Regions from separate parts of the Homo sapiens genome. Here all the other regions are linked to region 2. A link is a contact called in ENCODE Hi-C or POLR2A ChIA-PET data. All regions are on one chromosome and are shown on one strand. Each heading gives the region's core, a stretch centred on a gene start or an enhancer-like site at or near the end of the contact. The rest is flanking DNA. Distances are from core to core; before and after follow the strand shown.

Evidence for each region. A loop is a pair of places that touch in the nucleus more often than their neighbours do. ChIA-PET counts read pairs that join two places held with the same protein, here RNA polymerase II (POLR2A). Pooled maps may share reads with other maps.
Region 1: a loop to region 2 is called in a pooled map, with 4 times the contacts of the local background. The contact joins two enhancer-like sites. A Hi-C loop is called at or near these places in 1 of 168 maps with a recorded cell type or tissue (left cardiac atrium), 9 of 37 single-sample maps with no recorded cell type and 5 of 50 pooled maps.
Region 3: a map of GM12878 shows a loop between it and region 2 (2.8-fold over the local background). The contact joins two enhancer-like sites. A Hi-C loop is called at or near these places in 2 of 168 maps with a recorded cell type or tissue (GM12878 and PC-9), 8 of 37 single-sample maps with no recorded cell type and 6 of 50 pooled maps. POLR2A ChIA-PET finds 5 or more read pairs at or near these places in 3 of 52 experiments (GM12878, H1 and PC-9).

What each region holds. Positions count from the first base shown.
Region 1 is chr15:95,837,180-95,841,672 of GRCh38, reverse strand. No RefSeq gene overlaps it. Among named protein-coding and RNA genes, the nearest start is that of LINC00924, 410 kb to the right of the region's middle. RefSeq lists an enhancer at 2,184-2,243. Within about 2 kb of position 1,557, at least 8 of the 41 ENCODE cell types and tissues checked have a DNase peak (open chromatin) inside an H3K27ac peak, as active enhancers do.
Region 2 is chr15:96,040,002-96,044,796 of GRCh38, reverse strand. All of the region lies in intron 1 of LOC112268156 (a long non-coding RNA gene), which reads right to left. LOC105370998 (a long non-coding RNA gene) reads left to right here. Exons shown (of 4, transcript XR_001751688.2): 4 at 727-2,174. Among named protein-coding and RNA genes, the nearest start is that of NR2F2-AS1, 280 kb to the left of the region's middle. Within about 2 kb of position 2,001, at least 3 of the 41 ENCODE cell types and tissues checked have a DNase peak (open chromatin) inside an H3K27ac peak, as active enhancers do; they include GM12878, where a contact is called at or near this core.
Region 3 is chr15:96,232,709-96,237,416 of GRCh38, reverse strand. All of the region lies in intron 2 of NR2F2-AS1 (NR2F2 antisense RNA 1), which reads left to right. Among named protein-coding and RNA genes, the nearest start is that of NR2F2-AS1, 92 kb to the left of the region's middle. Within about 2 kb of position 3,026, at least 2 of the 41 ENCODE cell types and tissues checked have a DNase peak (open chromatin) inside an H3K27ac peak, as active enhancers do; they include GM12878, where a contact is called at or near this core.

The DNA of each region.
Region 1 (4,493 bases), core at 308-2,807, 200 kb after region 2:
ATTCTAGAGATCATTTCTTGAGGCTAAGATTTAAAGACGTTTCCTTTGATGAGAAAATGGTTGAGATTGGATTTTTTTTCTATGAATCTTTTCACAGAAAAATGAATAGTTGCAATTTGGGAAAACAAATTTCTTGAAAGTAGAGAAAGTACTGACCGGCTTCCCATTCATATCAGTTTAACCTTCTTTTTAGGAGAATACTATACATAACTGATGCATCTCTTCATGAACTTGGAGTATATATTTTGAACTTACCGTGGCTTGCTTTTAAATGGTTATCTGGCAATAATTTTGACCTACTGGTACATGCTTCATGATTTGAAGAAGGCGGGTTTTAACAATTGTCTATTACTTTTGGAATTCATTATGAGTAGGATATACTTATGTTTATTTATCCTTAAGTAGAACCTGATTGTTCCAAAAACCTACTAGTTATCTCCGAATGCCACCCCCGTCTCCATATCTCAGGTCTGTTTTCTGGGGAGACGGCAGCGTGGACCGAATTATGCCCATCTACCTCTGCCTAGTCAACTGCCCCCTTCCTATTCTCAAGGCCTGAGTTCCATCCTCTTCTGGGCTCTCAAACATAGAGTGTCACTTGGCAACTCAGACATGAAAGTGCTGAGCTTCTTTGTAGCAGAGGAAAAAACAGCTGAATATGATCAGACAGAAACTCCAGTTTGAAGGTGTAGGAAAGAGAAGAGGTTAGGGGTGCTTCAAAAGAATATGCATGTGATGCTGCGGCATGAGCTACTGGAAAATTTGCTATGCTTTTCTGTGTCTTTGGATGCTTCTTTTAGCCCACTCTTCCCAGAGGGCCCATGCTTCCACAGGTTTTCAGTGCCAACCAATGTCTAAAATAGAGGGGGAACTCTCTGAGTAGCTCTCCTCACAAACACAAAGTGATTGAAATTGTTTCTCCTCTTTCTCTTCCCCACCCCATTCACTCCCTGTGCTCTGACTCAACACGTAGGAAGAACTCTCCACCACAGGTTATCCTGCAGAACCTAGAGGTGAGAAGGTCCCTCAGTGTTTTCCTTTTGAGCTCTTCTGCCTGAAAAGAAACAAGGCAGTTGGGAAAATTCATGATTTGGGTTCTGGGGAGACCTCAGTTCTAGTTCATGCTCTTTTAATTGAACTTGGGTAACCATTTAGCACCCCCTCCTCAGTTTTTTTATCTGTGAAATGGGCAAACTAGACTTAAATCTGAGTGATTATTTCTTTCTGTTTTACTCCCTAAGTTCTAACAGTGACCTGAATCGTAAGTACTCATGGAAAACAAATGAGAACGTGGTTAAGAAAACAAACAGATGTTAAAGAGTATAATCTCACTGAAGGTATTAGAAAGGCCAGTGAATTTGATGTGTGTACATGACCAAGCACTTCCTCCACTCTATCTTTAGGCCTGTGTCGTGGAATTGGAATTAATATGTCTTTGGAGTTTTTGTAGTTCTACTTGAGGACACATAGTTTTGTAACAGCACCATTAAAAACTGACTTTCCAGGCAGAGATTTCAGCATGCAGATGCCCCCGTGGGATTCAGCAATTGGCCTGGCGTCCATAGTCTGAATCAGAGTTTAAAAATTCTTTAAAATAAACAGTGGTGTTCTGGCTTGTTGAAGGTCTTACTTTCTGGGGGGAAAAAAAACCACCTCTATTTTTGCTTGCATGGTATAAAGCCTTTATTTTAGGTAAAATGCGTATTTCAGTCCATCTGTATTTATGCCGATGCGGGCTGTGGACACCACTGTGACTCTGGTCTTTGTACTGGGAGCTGAATTGAGTGGCGAGGGCCTTTCTTTGTTTCTCACTGACTTTGTCTCTGAGAGCTAGACTATTGCTGCAGATAAAATGAAAAGATATTGTTTTTAGATCCAAAGATGGAAGAACTCCCTCTGTGCAGAGAAACCAAGTAGAACCAAGGGTGTAGATGCATCATCAGAAAAAGAGTGGCTGGATTGGTTTTGTTCCTCTCTTCACTGATGCTGGCACCAAGAGACTTCTGCTAAGAGCTTATGATTATCTATGCACCTTGATGCCAACTTTATGCAGACAAAGTTCAGTTGAATTAGGGAGCTAGTTGTTGTTTCTCGTTCTCTAGTTGTTTTTTCCTCACTGATCCAACCTCACATGATAATAACTTAGTAAACACGTCTACTTTGACATCCTGCAAACCTCAAACTTAACATATCTGAAACTCAGTTCCTGTCACTGATTAGAAACAAAAGCAAGGGTGGAGAGGGGCTCTGCTTTCTGTTTCATTTCCAATATGTATTATTCTCATTGTCTTTGTTGTCTAAACTCAGAAATTGAGCCTTGCTTCTGAATTTTTTCTTCTCTCTCTTGCTTCCTATGTGTTAACAATGATTCAATCCCATTGACTCTTTCTTCCATCTATGACCTGATTCTATCCTTTCTATTTTTGTTGCCCCATTTAATAAAAGTTCTCAGATTTTTGTGCCTATACTACTGCAATAACCTTCTGAGTTCCCTTTTTTATCATTTACCCAATATCATTCCTGCTGCAACTGTCTCTCTTCTTCTTATGCTTCCATGGTTTATGCCTCATCTTGCTTTTTCACCCAGACTGAGATACTTTCTATTCCCTCATTCATTTCACCTGACATTCTTCAGCAATCCCACTTTGATCCTTCTATGAGCCCAGTAAACACTTTTCCTCCAGATCCTAATTGTACCATGAAGATTTACCATATGCTTCACTATTTTCCTTTGAGAAAACAGATACAATATTCAATGTAGTCTTCTAGGAGCTCTTAGAATTATGAACAAAATTACATGAAGATGATAAATCTGGTCAGAAAGTTAGGTATAGACATAGGTAGTCATAATAATAATAATAATATTGACACTGGTTATCATTGATTGAGTAGCTCTCATGTGCCAGAAAATATCCTAAGCATTTTATTGTCATTGACCCATTTAATTCTACGATAACTCAGTGGGGGTTGGTCCTCAGTATCCCATTTCACAGATGTGAAAACAGATTCAGGCAGGTTCAGTACAAGGAGCACATATTTTAAAGGAGCTCCAGAGAATTATGAAAGCCCAGCAGAAGGATGACTGCCATCCAGTTGGGAGAAGGGTTGTAAAAGAGGTGATAAAAGTAAAGGAAAGTGATTTGGTATTTTCCACTTAGTTAATGAGAAATGCTACATTTTTTAGTCTTACATTTTTATAGTTCTGTGAGTTCAGGTTTTGCTTGTAACTGGATGGTAAGCTCCTTGAGGATGGGTATTAATTCTTTTTTCTGCTCCACAGCATCTAATCCAGTGCTTTTCATATAGTAAGTGCATGTTGATTGAAAATGAACTCTCTTTTGTAATTCTGAGCACAAAGGTGCTGCATTCCAGTTTTTGCTGTTATTGTTACAGTTCTAGGTATATACTCTGAATTAGCTGCTACTTTGATTGTTGGGAGTTAGGTTGCTTAGCAATACACGATGTATATGTCAATATAATTATAATAATATTATTTTCAGATTTTTAATTTATTAAGAAACACTTTTGGACCTGTTTTTCCCTACTTATCCTATACAAAAGTATTTGCTAAGCAGAGTTTGATTTACAATGGAAAGGATTAGAGCTGGTATAGGTGAGCTGGTGTAAGCTGTGAATGACTTTCACAGAAGTATTACTATTCTCTAGATTTTCTCATCCTGGTAGTGCATCCTTTTTCATGCGTCAAGTGACTTTCTCACAGGGTTGTTGAGAGGATTAAATGAAATAATAAAAAAAAAGTAAAGCAATTAGAACAGAGTCCAGCACATAGTAATGTTATATTGGTGTTAAATATCACCATCGCCATATTCACTATCATCATCATTGTCCTCCTCATCATCATCATCGTCATCACTCATGTCCACACATCTTTAAATGCCATTGGATATCAGTGACCAAAATGATGACCTTAGTTTCAGTACTAATATCAATACTGCCCTTGGTTGTGTGGTCTTAGGAGGATTTATAATAATAGATTTACCTAATCTTCCCAGAGCAAAGACAGATGTATTTTATTAATATACAACTAGTGTCATCACTTCTCATATATCATATACGACATTCTTCTTGGGGGAGGATGCAGGGTCCTCTTCTTGGAAAAAGTATCTATGACTCCATGGACACACATCCACTCACTTCCTATGTGGCCTTCACTCAGTATCCTTGATCAAAAGTGGATTCCATTCACATTCCATTCAATAAATACAGCTATTTTAAAGGTCACTTGAAAGTTACTAACAAGTAATAGCTCTGAAATGTGTGAAATAAAATTGAATTTATGATTGATTAGCAACTTTTTTCACAAATAATTTTATCTTCAAATTAAATGTAATTAACTGTTACAAAAGAGAAGTTATTTGTGATTTAAATGAAAAACAAATTTAGGATAAAACATACTTTGCTAGTGATCCATTTGTTCTTTCCAAGGGTAAATAACACATATTTGTATGAAGAGAACTATTATAATTTTAATA
Region 2 (4,795 bases), core at 752-3,251:
GATTATTATTTCCATGTAGAAAAAAGAGCAGGGATTTGTTAAAAACTGTATGTAATACTCTAAACAACCTCGGGGTAACCAAGTATTAGTTGCGGATAAACTTACTGATCATGGCACAAGTGTTGACCTAAATCACCTCTGACTATGTTAAAGCTGAAGGAGGGCATTTTGGAAGTGCAACTGGGTCTGCAGTCCTTGACACAGAAACACACTGACTCAACACCTTCTGACGCTGGAGACTTATGCTTGACAATTGCCCTTCAAGGATAAGAAAAATCCCAGCAAGGCACCGTCCTTGGTTTCAATGATGCCCAGAGAAAAGAAAAAGAAAAAAGAATATAAATCTGATTTCTTTTCCATTGAAGCAGTTTTAATGCTTCCAGTGAAACACAGAAAATAAAGATTTGTAATTGGGAGTTCAAGGCCATCCATAGCTTCTCTCCTGAGCTTCGTCTCTACATGTAGATTTCTTGAGTTCTAGCATTCCAATGGTACCATGTTTACATCTTTTTATTTTGGGACCTTGATGGAATAAATGGAGCTATGTAGTCTACCAGAGTATGACAGATAATGGATAGCTCGTCATTTAAAACAATCTTTTTTGCCGCTAATAATTATACTAGAATTTTAAATATGCTACCTCTTCCACCAGATGGTCTTGAATAATGCTTCCATCTACTTAATTGTGCTTTTTGTAAATCAGTTGCATAAAATCTTTTGATGCAGTTTCAAAGATCCCTTTTGTAGAAGCACGGAGATCATGTAATTGGCTGAGAACAACTATCCAGTCTGAGAGGATGACCTTTTACCCTCTACCCAAAAAGAGCACTCCAGAGAGAAAGGTGCCGTAATCTGGGTTTAAGGCTTCTTACCATCATGTGGAGAGCCTGTTTCCTGTGCCACACACACAGTGGCAAGAAAGCTCAGCTTCAACATTAATGTAGAACTTCCCACGTTGCTCTTGAGAAAATCCACTCCTTAAAGAGGAAGAAAGGACCTCACCCCATGCCTCCCTCCCTCGGTGGAGATGCCCACACATGGGCACTCGGAACCAGTTGCAGGCAACTGTGAATTGGGAGGAAGGAAAGAAGAGATTAGGACTGAAAGAGGTGAGTATGTTCAAGTCTGTTTCTAGTGTAGAGATAGCGAGATGGTCACCCGTTAATTCATTTGCAAGGCTGAGAGTAATGCTGAATCCTGGCTTAGGACACCAGTAGATGACTTCCCAACAAATAAGTGGACAAAAAGATGACACCACCACCTGAAGGAACTTTTAAAGCAATGAATGAAGCACCTTGAAAAGTTAGATTTTGGTTAAGAGACACATCCCCAAAGTTAAATGAAAAGGTAGAACCTGGCTTTGCAAAACTGATGAAAAATGGCCATGTATGCTACAAAGTAAGACCCTTTTTTTGACATTTTTTTTTTTCCATGAGAGTCAACAGGGGAAAGTTTGGCTAATGTTTTCTATCACTAAAGACTTAAAAAATAACTGGAAACATTCCCATAGGCTTTGTTTGTTTGTTTTTAAGAGGCTTGTTTCTCGTTTTTCCATGCAAATTAAAATTCCTAGTGTGGCTTCTATAAATTTGAACTTTTGAAAACTTTCCCTTAGCATTTGGCTCAAAGTGTAGCTGGCACTTCCGTGTGACAACAGAGAAATTTCAGTTCTGCTTTTCTTCAGAGCTGCGTGTTATGGGTTAGATAAGTAAACTTGGCTTTCTCTGTTCTAACGACAGTGTGTCCAGGGAAGCTGGAAGAAGAATGGCTCCAGGGTTCCTGTCGATGCCAGATTTCACCAGCGCTACCCTGCTTTTATCAGTTTTCCATATAGAGCTTTCATAAAGGTTTTCTTTTTCTGTTTTTTAAATTGTGGTAAAATACATATAACATAAAATTTACCATCCGTGACACTAACTGCATTTACCATGTTGTGATGCAACCATCACCACGAGAACATTTTCACCACCCCAAAAGGAAACCCCAAACCCATTAAGCAGTTACTCTTCATTTTCCCTCTTCCACCAGCCCGTGGCAACCACTAATCTGCTTTCTGTCTGTGTGGATTTGCCAACTCTACTTTTTATGTTTCATATAAATGGAATTATGCCATATACATAACCTTCTATGTCTCACTGCTTCTACTTACAATAAATGTTTTCAATCGAAGTTCATTCACCTTGTAGCATGTATCAAAATTTCATTCCTTTTTATGGTTGAATAGTATTCCATTCCATGAATATGTCACATGTTAAAAAATTCCTTCATGAGTTGATGAACATCTGAGTTGTTTTCATTATTTTGCTACTGTGAATAGTGCTAACATGAGCATTTTTGTGAATGTTTTTATTTGAACACCAGTTTCCAGTTCCTTGGGGAATATACCCAGGAGTGGAGTTCCTAGGTCATATGGAAATTCTCTACTGGGCTCATTGAGGAGCCATCAAATTGCTTTCCATGGTGGCTGGACCATTTCACGTTCCTGCTAGCAGTTTCCTAGGGTTCCAATTTCTCCACATCCCTTCCAACACTTGCTATTGTCCATTATTTTGGTAGTTATCTAAGTGTGTGTGAAGTATCTCACTGTGGTTTTGATTTGCATTTCCCTAATGGTTAATGGTATTAAGCATCTCTTTATGTGCTCATTGGTCATTTGTACGATCTGTGTTAAAGTTTTCTTTTTGAGAAAGTGTTTTTCAGTTTCAAAAACATAGATTGTAAATTACATTTAGAATGTGCCCATTTTTCTAGCCCAGCTTGGTCCCTTTGAGAAGTTGCCCTTGGTCCTGAAACCAACAGCACAATCCTGCCAGGTGCCAGTGTCCATGCAGTGAGCTCCTGAGCTGCCTGGTTCTACCTGCTAGTGCCTGGCTGTCTCTTGACTTATGTAGCTGAAATTTCTGCATTATCTCTTCTTCCATCTGCCCAATCGACATTATACCTATTATATCACAGGCTTGATTTGTAGTTCTGCTCCTTATATTTATCCTGTCACAGGAGCTAGCAGCATGTGCTCCAGAGTTGGACTGTGATGAAGACCTTGGAGAACCCAGTATCTCAGTTTTCTCAGCTCTAAAGTGGCTATCTCCATAGTACTTGCCTTGTAGATGTGTTGTATTAAATTAGGTAATGCATATACATCATTTGGCCTGGTGTTTTTGAGGTGTACACTCAATAAGAGGTACTTTATAAACATCTTGCCTCTCCCTTTGCATGCTAGTCTCCTTGTACTGACAACCTGGTGATCCCATCTGGGTCCCCTGATAAGACCTGGATAATATGACTCTCTAGTGTTCTTAAGATACTGTTACTAAAACCATCTTTATTTATTTATTTCAACTTTTATTTTAAGTTCAGGGGCACATGTGCAGGTTTGTTATATAGGTGAATTTGTGTCATGGGGGTTTGTCATACAGGTTATTTTGTCACCCCGGCATTAAGTGTAGTACTCATTAGTTATTTTTCCTGATTCTCTTTCTCCTTCCACCCTCCACTCTCTGAGAGGCCCAGTGTCTGTTGTTCCCCTGTTTGTACAGGACCATCTTTAAAGGCATTGGGACTCAATACACAATTTCTAAATATCATGGGAATTAGCAAATTAATTTATAAGTTTTTATACAGCAGTTTAATTCTGGGAATGTAATACCGTTTATTTCTGAACAGGAAATTTAATATCATCTACTTTTTATTGAGTGCCTAACATGTTCCAGCCACTTACTATAGGTGCTTATTATATTATTTCTAATTCTAGTAATAACGCTGAAAGTTGATACTATTGTCTCTGTTCAATAGTTGAGGCATAATTGAAGTCAAATGGGAGTAAGTAACAGACCGCAGGTCTTAAGGCAGATTCACTAAGTAGCAAGGTTAAAATTTAACACTCGGTCCCCATGATCCCCCAGTTTTTTGCTCCTTCTTAATCACCATACAACTGATATTAGAGTGAGTAGCTTTAGGCATTTACTAGAATGTTTGATATTCAATGAAAAAATTCTGAAGGTGCATGGACCAATAAATATTGTGAATATCCATGTGAAGTTTGTCACTCCCCCAAAATTTCATTCCTCTTCCCATCCTTTCCATTCCTCTTCCCTGCTGCTCGTGCTCTCTCTTTTTCTACCAGATGACAGATGACTAAACAAAATAATAAAATGTGAAGCAAGTTCTGTTTTGCCCATGGAGGTGGAAAGTGAGTGTGTATGATCCGTTGGAAGAATTTGGAGAAGATTCTCTAAGAATTAGGAAATCGTTACCTGACTGAATAAAGCATGTAGAATTATGATTATTATGCAGATGTGTATCTTGTTCCTGACAAACTATAATATAAAGCAAGTGTTCTGAAAATATGTTAATGAAAAGAAGAAAGTTACACAGGATGAGAAATTCACTTTCGCAATGCTTAATGTAAAGCTGATTATAATATTGAAGTCAAAATTAATTCAGTCTTAAGTCATTCAGATAATTGAATAAATAAAATTTATATTTAATCTGATGTAATTAGCATGTTTTTATATATCAATTTCAACAGAAGAAAGAAAAGTACCGCCCACTTTATTTTCCTATGGATCTGGGGTGGCAAAATAAATTTTCATCTCGTGTGTCTGCTACAGTCTCCCAAATGATTAGTTATTTATTCCTTGTCTGAATTTGCTGACAAGGTCACCCTCAGACCTTTGCAGGTGGCAGTTGAGAGAACTTCATAGTCACCTGACCTACTTCCAAGCTGTACCGTCTACATGATGCCCAGACACATTCGACTTCCCTCTTGACTTTCTCACTTGTTCTCCTTGCCTAT
Region 3 (4,708 bases), core at 1,777-4,276, 190 kb before region 2:
AGGCAAGCACAAAATACTACCTGGATCATGATTTATACATGCTGAACAGACAATAAACTCACTGCACTCCTTTGCCCCCACAGAAAGTGCTCACAGCTAGCTATAACTCCAGTGTGGTATTTCCAAGCAATATTTTCCAAAGTTACCAAGATTTTTCTTATTTACAAAAGAAGCAATTCATTTTGTAGGACATTTCAAACTGGCAAATGGCCAACAACAATTTTGACCAAAGCTGGGTGCAAAAGGTATTGCAAAACACAAAGCAAAAGAATATTAAGGAAAGATGGAAACAAAAAGGAAGATTATTCATCCTTCCATATGGCTTTTTAAAGCCATTTACAATTATGCACCGCTTATAGTAGTTTCTATAACATTTTCTCCATTGAGAAGGCAGAAGACTGAATATGTTTGTGAATGCATTACAAAAGAAAGAGAAAGGATTCGGAATGACAGTGGAACTTAGCTGTTTGTTTGAGAATCTGCAGTGTGATAATGACACTGTTAACCAGGAGAATGGAGAATGTGATATCATTTGCTTTTCCAGAAAGAGATTTCGAGAACTTAACCAAAAATTAAAGTTGCTAGTGATAGTATGAAAAGTAAACAATAACAGCCCTACCACAGTTATGCATCTGATTGAAACAGGTACAGTATATCTGAGGTCCTAGAACCAGCATTTTGTTCATCTGTCTGCTACCCATGGAAATGTACTTCAAAAGAATGGAGAAAGCGTGGACTCTCTCAAGATGTATTTAGATAACTTTATACAATATGCACATTAGACCATGTGCCATGCCACCAATTCATGTCTTGGGCCTCCCATGGCTAAACTGTCAGGAGATTTATAGCTAATTAGGGGCTAAAAAAGATTCTGGGAGATTTCATAGTCCATTTCTTATTTGCTGAGGAAAGACTTTCTTACACAATTCCAGCTACATTAAAAGAGACTTTATTTGTCAAATTATTATTATTATTATTTGGATAGGGTTTCACCCTGTCACCCAGGCTGGCGTGCAACTATGTGATAGTAGCTCACTGCAGTCTTATACTCCCAGGCTCGAGAGCTCCTCACACCTCAACCTCCTGAGTAGCTGGGACTACAGGTGCATGCCACCACACTTGACTAATTAAAAAAATTATCTTTTGTAGAGACGGAATGTCAGTATGTTGCCCAGGCTTGTCTTGAACTTCTGGACTCAAGCATCCTTCTGCCTTGGCCTCCCAAAGTGCTGGGATTACAGGTATGAGCCACTGTACCCATCCCAAATTATCTACAGATATTTACTATCAATCCCACTCCTCTAGTATCATCATCACTTGACAAGTCCGGATCATCTGTTTTAAAGAAAATGGGCTGGGCACGGTGGCTCACACCTGTAATCCCAGCACTTTGGGAGGCCTAGGTGGATGGATCACGAGGTCAGGAGTTCAAGACCAGCCTGGCCAAGATGGTAAAACCCCATCTCTACTAAAAATATAAAAATTAGCTGGGCATGGTGGCGGGCACCTGTAATCTCAGCTACTCAGGAGGCTGAGGCAGAGAATTGCTTGAACCCAGGGGGGAGAGGTTGCGGTGAGCCGAGATCATGCCACTACACTCCCGGCTGGATGACAGAGCTGGATTTCCATATCAAAAAAAAAAAAAAGAAGATGAAAATTTCTTAACCTCCCTTTTCCAGCTGATGTGCGATGTCAGACAAGTCATTAACACTCTTTTTTTTTTTTTTTTTCCAGACAAGGTCTCACTCTGTCTCTCAGCCTGGAGTGCAGCGGTGAGATCATAGCACCCTGCAGCCCTACCCACCTGGGCACAAATGATCCTCCCACCTCAGCCTCCCAAGTAGCTGGGAGCACAGGTGTCCCGGCTAATTTTTAATTTTTTTGTAGAGACAGGGTCTCACAATTGTTGCCCAGGCTAGTCTCCTAGGCTCAAGTGATCCCCCCACCTCAGCCTCCCAAAGTGCTGGGATTATAGGAGTGAGCCACTGTGTCTGGTCATGAACACTGTAAACCTTAGCTTTCCCACATGGAACATGGAAATGACAATGCCCACCTCACAGAGGTGACATGTGCTAATGGATTGAAAGCACTAGCATAGAAAAACTTACTAAACAGGCTGGGCACGGCGGTTCATGCCTATAATCCCAGCACTTTGGGAGGCTGAGGCAGGAGGATCATTTGTGGTTGGGAGTTCAAGACCAGCCTGGCCAATACGGTGAAACTCCGTCTCTACTAAAAATACAAAAATTAGCTGGGCACAGTGGCACAATCCCAGCTACTGGGGAGGCTGAGGCAGGAGAACCGCTTGAACCCTGGAGGCGGAGGTTGCAGTGAGCCGAGATCACACCACTGCACTCCAGCCTGGGTGACAGAGCAAGACTCCGTCTCGGGAAAAAAGAAAAATACAAAAAGTAGCTGGGTGTGGTGGTAGGTGTTTGTAGTCCCAGCTACTCAAGAGGCTGAGGCAGGAGAATTGCTTGAACCCAGGAGGGAGAGGTTGCAGTGAGCCAAGACTGTGCCACTGCACTCCAGTTTGGACGACAGAGCAAGACTCCATCAAAAAAAAACAAAAAAAAAGAATGAAGAGCTTACTAAATACTAGAGAGCTAAAGACGGAAGTGGAAAGAAAGCAGGAGAAAATGACTTGGCTTGTGGCTTTTAGGCTTCCTTCTCAATCATTTCTATCCTTTCATTTCTGTTAATTTCAACAATGCTATCGACAGGAACATCTGCCAGATTCCTGTGATTCCTCCTCATTTTTTCCTGACATACTCCCTCGTCATCTTGTTTCAGACCATTCTGCATTTGGTATCTCAGAACTTGAAGAAAGTAAATCTTCTCTGGAAACAGAGTGACTTTCTACTGCAGAGGAAGCCACCACTCTTGGGTGTTCCCTGTGGTAAAATACGACTCTGATACAGCAAATGATGCCCTGGGGCTGAAGTAGCGAATCCTCTGTCCAAAGCACTCGGCCTTCCCCAAGATTAGTCATTTGGCTGTCTCTCTGCTGCTAGTAATTCAGAGATAATCATGTTACCAAGATGCCATTTAATCTGTATTTGGCGTATCTCAAGTTTTCATCTTCATTAATAGAGCCATCAGAGTTTCATCGGGCTTGACTGGTATTGGACACACCAGTGATTCACCCGGGGGGTGAGGTTTGCAGTTTGCATGGAGAAACTGTGCTTGCCAGATGGCAGCTGTTAATCTGCTTGCATCAGGGGTGCGAGGAGGCCTACGTTTGCCTGGCCCCTAGCCAGTGGGGCTCTCCCTCACCTCTGATTATACAATGACCTTGTGGCAGGCCCTGTTCTCCACTCCCAGCAGGCCTGAAGGCACTGGGGGGATTGGATGCCTGATGAAGGGAAGGAATACTTTTTCTGGCCTTCTTACAAGAAAGATTGCTAACCAAATCTTTGCTACCTATAGCCTAGGATATTGAAACATAAGCTCTCTATGGAAGTGTTGTAGGCCTTTCTCCTTAGTTCAGCTGAAATAGGGGTCTTGTCACACAACCACGAAATATTAGGCTTGCAGACACTTTGAAGGGTTAGAAAAACGGAATTTATTGGGCAAAAGGGAATAAAAGGGGAAGCAGATTCTCAGCATAGTGAGAGTCCTGCTAGTACAGGCTTCCCACCTCACAGGCTGAATCCCAGGTACCACCCAGGAAGAGAAGGAGCCAGGCTCCTCCCTCCTGCAAATGGCATGAGCTTCCCGAGACTCCACACTCCTCCCAGTGTGCAGGCCAGTCAGAGGTTCTCCAGGACCCCTTTATACGTGGCTGTCTCAGAGGGCAGTCTACGGTGGAAGGATGTGAACCTGGGAGTCAGAGAAACTTGGCTTTAAATCCAGACGCCAGCATTTAACTAGCGATGTGAAGTTAGGCAGATCACTTAACCTCTTTGAGCCCCAGATTCTTCCATTCACATGCTATGAACCTGATACCATCATCATGGTGGGTGCTTCATAGTCAACGCAGGGAAGTCAGATGGAGACTGATCCATGAGCCCCATGACCCAGCTGTCCTGCTCCTGGGAGTGGAACCCATCCCAGCATTGGGTGTGGTGGTGAGGATGGGGTGACTGAGGTGTTTTTCGCTGGGGAGATGGGTAGTGAGATGTCAGGGAGGCTCATCATACAATGCTATGCAGCAGTATGAAGCAGTGCAGATTAAATCTTAAAAACTGACTAAGAGGGAGGAAAACCACAAAAACATCTGTGGGCACCATTTATGTATAAACATACATATGTGTATATATGTAAACATGTATGTATATATATGCTTATACATAAACGTATGTGTATATAAGGTACATATACAGACAGAGCAAGGAAATTTGGGGTGTCTTATGAGAATGCATACAAACTCAAGGATGTCATCGAACACAATACTGCTATTGTTTATGGGTTGTGGGAGGAAAATGGAAGGGGAAAAGGAGATAAAAGTTAATGAACACATGAGTGAAGGGCTTGGCACAAACTTGTAACGATAGCGTGCTATGAGTTGAGGAGTATGACTTACTCAATGTTCTGTCCTGGGTCTAAAAGAAAAAGAAAAGTTCAACAAAAAAGTCAAGGGAAGGGGGAGAATATAATTCTCAGTAATGCTACGGGGGCTTCAGGGTCTGGGTGTGAGGACCGGCACCCATGTGGCTATGGAATAGCTCTCTCCCTTGGCTCTCTCTCTCTCTGTTGAGAGTGGGAA